Regions from separate parts of the Homo sapiens genome. Here region 1 is linked to region 2. A link is a contact called in ENCODE Hi-C data. All regions are on one chromosome and are shown on one strand. The core of a region is the stretch at or near the end of the contact, and the rest is flanking DNA. Distances in the headings are between cores, read along the strand shown. Region 1 holds the start of LANCL1-AS1 (LANCL1 antisense RNA 1). Region 2 holds the start of ACADL (acyl-CoA dehydrogenase long chain).

Evidence for each region. Hi-C counts contacts between places; a loop is a spot of excess contacts on that map.
Region 1: a loop to region 2 is called in a map of gastrocnemius medialis, with 2.7 times the contacts of the local background. The contact joins the promoter of LANCL1-AS1 here to the promoter of ACADL in region 2. A Hi-C loop is called at or near these places in 1 of 168 maps with a recorded cell type or tissue (gastrocnemius medialis).

What each region holds. Positions count from the first base shown.
Region 1 is chr2:210,321,401-210,326,028 of GRCh38, forward strand. It overlaps LANCL1-AS1 (LANCL1 antisense RNA 1), which reads left to right and starts at 3,312. Exons shown (of 5, transcript NR_110606.1): 1 at 3,312-3,434.
Region 2 is chr2:210,222,946-210,227,477 of GRCh38, forward strand. ACADL (acyl-CoA dehydrogenase long chain) reads right to left here and starts at 2,502. Exons shown (of 11, transcript NM_001608.4): 1 at 2,242-2,502. The coding sequence starts at 2,318.

The DNA.
Region 1 (4,628 bases), core at 2,062-4,561, 99 kb after region 2:
TGAAAAACAACAAGGATCACACCTCAGCTATTCAGTTGTAGTAGAATTAAATTTTGCCTTGTTAAAAAAAAATGATCCAGCCAGGCACAGTGGCTTATGCCTGTAATCCCAGCACTTTAGGAGGCCAAGGCAGGTGGATCATGAGGTCAGGAGTTTGAGACCAGCCTGGCTAACATGGTGAAACCCTGTTTCTACTAAAATATGAAAAATTAGTTGGGCGTGGTGGCAGGTGCCTGTAATCCCAGCTACTTTGGAGGCTGAGGCAGGAGAATCATTTGAACCCAGGAAGCAGAGGTTGCAGTGAGCTGAGATTGCACCATTGTACTCCATCCTGGGTGACAGGGTGAGACTCTGTCTCAAAAATAAATTTTAAAAAAAAGATCCAACTGAAGGTTATGTTTCAGAAGAAGAGGGCCTCAAAGAAGCAAAAGAATTACTGGAATGTTAGCAATGCCAAAGGCAGGGAGATCTTGGGTATACTGTAAATCACAAATTGGAAGAATGCACAATAACTGATCATAAGCCTAGCACTTATCTGAGAAAAGTTTATGTATGTCATTATTCATTAATGGAATCATCACATTTGGAACTTACAAGATGAACTCCTAACAATGGCCAACAAGGCTGGATTTGATCTAGTCTCCACCTGTCTCCCTGAACTCCTCTCAGAGTTCTCTCCACCTTTTTGGTTATATTCTGGCCATTCTGACCTTCTCTCCTAAGGGCCTGACATTGCTGTACTATTTTCTCAGAACACTTTTTCTATATATTCTTTCATGGCTACTACCTAAGATCACTTCGATTTTAATCCAGATGTTACTTTCTCTGAAAGACCTAATGGAATCATGCTATATTAAGTAACCCCTCCTCTGGTTATTACTTAGTCTAGCATCTGTTTTTATTATTCTCATGGACTTTATAATTTTTGAATTTTTATTTGTTTTCTAATACATTTAGGAAGTGAGCTTTATCAGATCAGGGACTCATCTTTCTTGTTCTCCAATGACTCTCCAGCTCCCAACTCACAGTAAGCTGAAAACATTTTTTTAATGGAATGGATGAATAAATGAATGAAAGAATGTTACGGGTTTTGGTGTTGGCAGATATACTTAAATGATTCAAGACAGTTTGGAGCCCCAAAATCTGAGCAAGAGAAAGAATTTGAATATTTGAATAGTTAGAAGAGAGAATGAGGATGAACAAAATTGACTATTAGAACCCATTCTGAAAAGTTAATGGCTTTGGCAGTACTTAGTTGAAGGAAGAAAAAGGTGGCTTAAAAGCAATTTTAATTAATAAAATGTTGCTATTAAGAGAATAGTCGTCAGCTGTTCTTTATATGAAACTAACAGGGATGAGTGAAATAATTTTCGGTTAAAAATAAATAACTTTCTAACTGGGGATTATGAGGTACTCCAAAAATATTTTAAAATGTAAACTGTTTCCTTTTAAGAATAAATGGGTGTTTAAGTGCAAACTTGATAAAGGACTGGGACTGGATAATAAAGATGATTTTTTAAAATGTTTACACTCCTTTCGTCACTAAGTTTTTAACTAGTATTGTTTCTTTAACAGTTAATAAATCCAATACTTGTGTAAGTGAAGACTGGTATTTTTCTTCTTTTGCTCTCAGAGTTACCTTGTTAGAGGTCATGATATATCCAGGGCCAAGCTGGAACCAGTGCTCCGGAATCTTGTTTTATGAAGCAGATAGTAAGTCATGTAGAAATTGAGTCAGCGTGATTCTTTACATGGTTAACATGCTGCTTCCCCTGGAGGTGGGGGTGTAGGATTTCTCAAGGAAGGACATTTATAGTGATTAAAATTGCTCAGAGATTGCTTCACTGGGTAATTCTGATGCTGTAGTATGTGATTCTGGCAAGAGAGAGGGAGTATGAAAGGGACAGAAAATCCCAGACCATGGCAAGAAAGGGCACACGATGCAGAGACTACCTCAAGAAAAGGGGCTGTGGCAGTAAGAAAACAGTAACCGAATGGTCAGACTATTGATCAGAAATCCTTCTTGGTTGCCTCCTGAGAAGGAATTGAGAGCATAAATGTCCAAGGGCAATGACTGCCCATTAACTCACCATCATCCTACAATATTTAGCATAGTTCCAAGAACAAACTGGCAAAAGAGATTTTGGCAGCTGATATTTTTCTGGGAAATTAAGTGGAAAGCACCCTCCAGGACAAAAAGGCCAAGAATAAATACTAAACATGTGCATATCTTAAAAGCCAACAATTTCACTCATAGTCATGTGTCCCCCACAAATGTGTATGTATATGCATAAAGATGTACATAGGTTGGGCACGGTGGCTCACGCCTGTAATCCCAGCACTTTGGGAGGCTGAGGTGGGTGGATCACCTGAGGTCAGGAGTTCGAGGTCAGCCTGACCAACATGGCAAAACCCTGTCTCTATTAAAAATACAAAAATTTAGCGAGGTGTGGTGGTGGGCACCTATAATCCCAGCTACTTGGGAGGCTGAGGCAGGAGAATTGCTTGAACCCGGGAGGCAGAAGTCACAGTGAGCTGAGATCACACCATTGCACTCCAGCCTGGGCAACAAGAGCAAGACTCTGTCTCAAAAAAAATGTACATAAACATTTTTAGCAATGATATTCATAATTGCACAAAACTGGAAACAACCCAAATGCCCATTAGCAATAAAATGGATAGAATATCATATATCCTTGTGATGGAACACTACACAGCAATAAGAATGAACAAACTACAGGTACATGTAATAAGATAGATCAGTGTCACACAGTGTTATGGTTCCATTTATATAAAGTTCAAGACCAAGAGAAACTACCTGATGGTATTCGAAGACAGGATAGTAGTAGAGAGGAGTGTTGGGTAGTGGAGAGGAAGGTCAGGTAGTGAAGGAGCTGGTGTTTACATGAATTTGTTGAAGGAGCTGGTGGTTACATGAATTTGTTCACTTTGTGATAATTCATCAAGTTGTACACTTAAGATTTCTGCATTTTTCCAAATGTATGTTATGCTTTAATACAAAGTTTGATAGGGAGAAGAAATAATACTGCCTTCCAAAGTAAAATGAATGACATTGGGTGGGATAAAAAAAACAGAGGGACCCTGTGTCAAGCCTGTCTTAGGGTCTTCAGACAGCATGAGTCTCGCTGTCTCCATTTTGAAGATGGGCAACAACTGCAGGGATAAGAATAGCCCATGGCTGACAGTGCATTTGCTTCTACTTGTCCTGGTCAAGGTTTTCTAATTCGGGCCCAAGAGAGTATTCATGTCTCCAGGAGGCCACCCTATGGCACGTTAGGCATTCTTGAGAGACTGGCGGCCTCAGTCCTTGTGTTTGGAGCAGTTCTGCTAGAGGAGGAAACAGCACAAAGGGCACTCTTATGCTGCTGTAAACCAGTGCCAGGATTTTTAAAATGTGAGACACCTGTTACCCTGTAAGTATTAATTTCAACTTGAGGTCTCTAGCTTTTTAATTTGCTGGATACATTCTTTTATATGAAATGTGATGGGCATTTCTGACGTGGAAGAAATTGGGACCAGTAAAGCCGGGAAGAAAGCAAAATGGGGTAGCAGGGGCCCTTTTCTCAGCTTCTAATGAAATATTTGTAGTCAAGACCAAGCACACATATTGATTCTCATCAAGTGTGAAATCGTTGGCGGCCCTGGAGGTGAGCCCCACGGGACCATTTGTACCGCACTCTTTCAAATGAACAGATTAAATCTCTCGTAAGATGCTGTTTTTGACACACTCGTACTGCATATATTAAAATCCTCCCTGGTGCCCTTTTGGCGGTTAGGATTCAGGTAGTTCCAGTGCATCACAGCCTGTGTACCAGCTGGAAAGGATATTTTTTTTTTCTTCCCTGGAATGTGTAAAGGAAGAATTATATTGCTGTTTGTTGAAAGAGACTATATGTCTCGCAAGTCCCACTTCAATAATCTTCTAGAAGCAAGAATGAATTTGGGATTGGAAAGGGCATTACAACATGGCTAAATAAATAGCAAGGGGTCTCTCAACACCTGGTTAGCCTGCAATGTTACAATATGACTTCTAGGTCTTACATTTCAGTCTCTTTCTTCAGCAAACAGAGTCTGAAAGGTCTTACACAAAGACAGAATTTTAAGTCTGAACACTCAAGAAATGTGGTCTTCACACTCTAAAGCTGTCACTAATTCCTTGAGAAGCACCAGAAACTTTCTGACTAAACCTTTTTATGTCTTCAATAATGGTTAAATCCAATATACCTTAGGGTTTCCCTCAGATTTAGTCTTCATATTCTTTAGCTTTTGCTAAAGAATTTTAGCAAAATTTCTTATTTTGCATTTCTCTAGCTTCATGACTGGGCTGTCATCATAGGTATATAAGACCATGTACAGGGCTGTGCATTAATATTGCAAGTCTGGAAATTCCAGATATCTTGGCAAAGGGAGAAACAACTTGTGGTTGGAGCTTGGAGGATGAGGAACCAACAAGTTCTGAGTCCTCATGTCTTATGCTTAGGCTGATTCCATTTCTTCCCTCAAATTGTAAATATTTATTTAGGTGTAAAGGAGAGGGCCTATCTAAAGCAGACTGGTGTGTGAGTAGAGTTATTTTCATAGTGTGTCCTCTCCCAGTGATTTATGTT
Region 2 (4,532 bases), core at 1,252-3,751:
CCCTCAGGAAAAAAATATGCTGAGATTAGGAAACTGGGGCTGTAAGACACCGAATCATTTGTCAACATAATGAGTAAACAATAGAGCCAGAATTTAAAATCGAGTCTTACTGGATCTTAAAATTGAATAGCCTGTACTGTGTTAAGGAAATCTCTGCAATATTTTTAAGTAAAATATATAAAGACATAGGAAAGCAAAAGAAATGCCAAACGAATAAAGACTTTCAGGTCAGTCAAAGGTGGTCAAGAGAGAATATGCAGAGGGAAGAAAATCAAAACACTTGGCAGCAAGTTTATTGCAACATGTATTTCTCAGTCTAAAGATGAAGAAATCTGTAATGGAAAAATTGGCATTTTTTTCTCTAAGGCAATAAACTGCAACTAATCTTATTGGCTAGGCTATTATTGTTTTTTTAAAGTCTCCTACATTTTAAAAGGGAGACAATCTCCACCAGCACCTTCCACACACCTAGAAGCTGGTTATAAATACACAATCTCAGGCCCCATCCCAGACCCACTGAATCAGAAGCTGTATTTTAACAAGATTCCCAGGTGATTCCTTTGCACATTAAAGGTAAAAAAGCTGTTACAACAAAACTGTAGCCCCCCAGCCCATTCAGAGGGTCTCTCAGGTCTCCCTTTTTCCAGTGTTCTCTATTTGAGGGTAGATTTTCTTGCCATGCTTCAATCAAACTAACTTACGCCAATGGATAAAACAGAAGCAGATATAGTTATCTGGTTATCTTCTATTATGCCAGACATTAAGGGAGTTGTAAAAATGTAAAACAATGTCACTCTTTTCACTTTTTTTCTGTTTAGGAAAAGTTATTTTTCATAAAAACTGTTATTTATGTTAACATGTAATGAGCTTCTTATTGTAACTTTTAAATAAACTAAATATCTGTAAAGTTTCTCAGTTATGTAGATACCTTTCGATAACGACAGACGGATAGATATAACCTACATAAACAAAAGTCCTTTGAGGTCCTGTTTAAGAGCATAAGGGAGCCCTGTTATCAAAAAGTTTTGAGGCAGCACTTTGGGAGACCGAGGCGGGCAGATCACGAGGTCAGGAGTTTGAGCCCAGCCTGGTCAATATGGTGAAACCCCCGTCTCTACTAAAAAGATCAGCCGGGTGTGGTGGTGCGTGCCTGTAGTCCCAGCTACTCAGGAAAGCTGAGGCAGGAGAATTGCTTGAACACGGGAGGCGGAGGTTGCAGCAGTGAGCCAAGATCGCGCCACTGCACTCCAGCCTGGGCGACAGAGTGAGACTCTGTCTCAAAAAAAAAAAAAAAAAAAAAAAAGTTTGAGGATCACTGTCTTATAATGTTCCAAGGAAGAGTTAAGTATGTATCCTAAAGAAAAGTCACCTTCTCAGTGACGTCTTCCCAAATCTCCCCAGGAAAAGTAGGCATTTTGTTTCATAGCTCTCAAATAAAATTAGAGTAGCTTACACCAATGCTGTCATTCGCAAATTTGCCAGTTCCTTCACCCTTATTAAATAATGAATTCTCCATGCTTCCAATTTGTTTACCCAGTGAATAGATTTTATGCATCAGACAGTATCTGAAACTTTTGATCATATTATAAACACCACCTTAGTAGTCACTGAACTACTTAGACTCTGTCTTCATTAATCCTCTGTATTTAGTTAGATTTGTTGATATATCTAAAGCTAATTTCCTTGTTTGATGGAACCCTCGCCAGGTCATTTCTAGCCCAGTTTGTCCTGGACAATTCTGGTCCGCGCCGCAGCCCGGGCACTGAGTCCGGGTCCCAAGTTCACTACCGCGCGGCGAGTCTAAGCCGTGGGGAACGCCGGGTTCACAGCTCGAACTGGGACACAGATCGCAGCCCGCGCTCCTGCAGCCGGGCCCAGGGGGTGACCACCTCCTCCCAAAACGCAGGCTCCCGGGTCCCACTGCAGGCCGCTGAACTAGACGGGTTGGATTGGGGCTCCGGAATGAACTTCTGGAGAAATCTTTCGGCTTTCCCCGACGTGGGCTCGGCGGTCTGTTCTCGGGGCGGCACGGCTGACACCCCTTTTTCCTCCGCCCAGATGCTGGTTGCACCCAGTCCGCGGGATCCAGGAAAGGAGGCCAGCTCTAGCCCGGCGCCGGAGTTGGGGAGCACTCCCAGCCGCGCGCGCACCGCCCTGCTTCAAGCCAGCGACAGGAGTGACTCGCTGCCCCACCCCACAGCCTCCCGGCCTGCAGCCGCGGAAGTCCCGGCTGGCACTCACCGCGCGGCGGGCAGCTGGCGCGGCGCACGGTGGCCGCCCAGGACGCGTAGGGACCCTCGGAGAAGGCGTGCGGCCATGTCCGAAACACAGGGGCGGCGGGGCGACGGAGGCGACTCTGCGGCTACTCGGCGACTCGGGGCAGGGTCCCCGGGAGGGAGGACGATCAGCTGAGGCGTCCACCTGTGGTGTCCTCCCAAAAAAGCGCTCGCGCGCGCCCTTCCGGAGCCCCAACCACGCCACAGGCTGGTCGCGAGGGAATACGCCCGTCTTGGCTGTCAGCAATAGGATTTTACAGCGAAACTGCTGCCTTTGCTTGCAGCATTCTTTCTTGTTTATCGAAGCAGCTCTGAGCCTTTTTAGCGTCCTGAAGCGCTTTGAGTAACGGATGAAAGCTATGGAGCCCCCAAATACGCGCAAATACCTAACCATAAAAATGTACGTGAAGTTTATTTTGTAACCTTGGAAATTGATTTACTTAAAGTAGGCTGAATAGTTTGAGCAAACCCTTGAAGGTGATAGAGTTAGCCAGGCATAGCTCTGGGAGCCCATGCTATTTATTGGTAATAGCAAGTAGAACGAATTAATCCGACACAGGATTTAGTAGAGACAGGATTTCACCGTGTTAGCCAGAAAGGTCTCGGTCTCCTGACCTCGTGATCCTCCCGCCTCGGCCTCCCAAAGTGCTGGGATTACAGGCGTGAGCCACTGCGCCCAGCCCGTTCTGTTAATTCTTAAATGTCCAAGTTCAAGTACATCCGTTGAACAATTACTCTCGCCCTCAGTGACATTTCAACTAATAAAAGCATGCCCTGTAGAACTCTCAGGTAAAAGATGTGAAATATCCCTCAAGGGAAACATAAATGGCTCAAAGGGTTCATGAAATCCTGGGTGATTGGCTTAAACTATCTGGGTAGTTTGCTTGACTTTTCATTTAATTTTAGCACAGCTAACTCTACATTCATAAACATATTTGTTCTTACTTCACAAAAGGAAACTCAGTAGAAAAAAACTGATAAACATGCTAACCAAATGTGATTCAAATTAACTTCACCAAGAATGGAACAAACTAGCATTAGAGACACCTGTATTGAAAGGAACACCACATTATTTATATACTGTTGGGAAAAAAGGCTGAGGGTTGGGAAGAAAGCTGAGGCAGGGCTTGCATGACTGACATAATGTCCTCTGGAATGTGTCTAGACTTGCTGGCTCCTTGCTTTTAGCCCTCCTAGGCTCCTATTCCCATTATCTCAAGTAGCAGAACATGTTCCATACAAATGTAAACCTCCATTTACTCACCTGTAAATGAAGAATAACAATATCTATGTCATAGGGTTGTTGGAAAGATTTTTCAGATAACGGAGGTCAGGTGGTTGGCACAAAGACAGGAATACAATAAACATTCGATAAATGGTAATTATTATTGTCATCATTGAGAAATACTCATATTTTGTAGTAGATAAAAGAAAGAACAAATCCTTTAAAAAAACCCTCTACTTTGTGTATTCCAATGCCTATTCAATTAGAAGGCAAATGTTCAAGAAAAGGAACTGCTTATGCTTTTCCTCTGATACCTGGTAGTAAATGTCATGGACTACACGGTCCTTTCTAAACCCCATGAAAATGCCAGCTTCTTTAACCCAAATAACTGCCTGTGTCTGTATCTGTATCTGTATCTGCCTGTTTATAAATGTATAAAAAGTGAGTGATTAGAAATTATATATATATTTTTATATTTGGTTTGAAGAATACCTTGATGACATAATTGAGAAACTGAAATTGGCATCTGTTAAATGTGTCTGAAATATTTTCTTTTCCCTTATAGAGGACAATGGTCTCAAAACTAGTTACTGTTTTATGTTTTGGAACATTTTCTTTAAAAAAATAAATAGCAATTTAAGTATCTGTAACCAACAATTTTGACAGTAAACTTTATTGTCAGGATTAAGAATGGATTTGTTTAAGCTTCCAACTTCAAACCCTAATCTGCTTCTAAATTGCTTCTCTATGAGCCATACCTATAATATAATATGACCAAAATATTAATCATACACATTTATAAGGAAAAACTGCTCAAAGTAAAAGAAAAGTTATAAAATTTATCTTCTAGGGCTCTCCTTTTTTTTTTTTTTATAGTCATTGTATACAGAGCTCATTAGAAAAAGTATTTATTTATTTCCCCTGGTGCAAAGCAAAACTTATCTAATCAAATATAGAAGTGTTGCATAAGTTTTAGTGCATTACAGTCTTAGACTAAAGAAATCTAAGCATCTGTAATTCTGTAATATAGA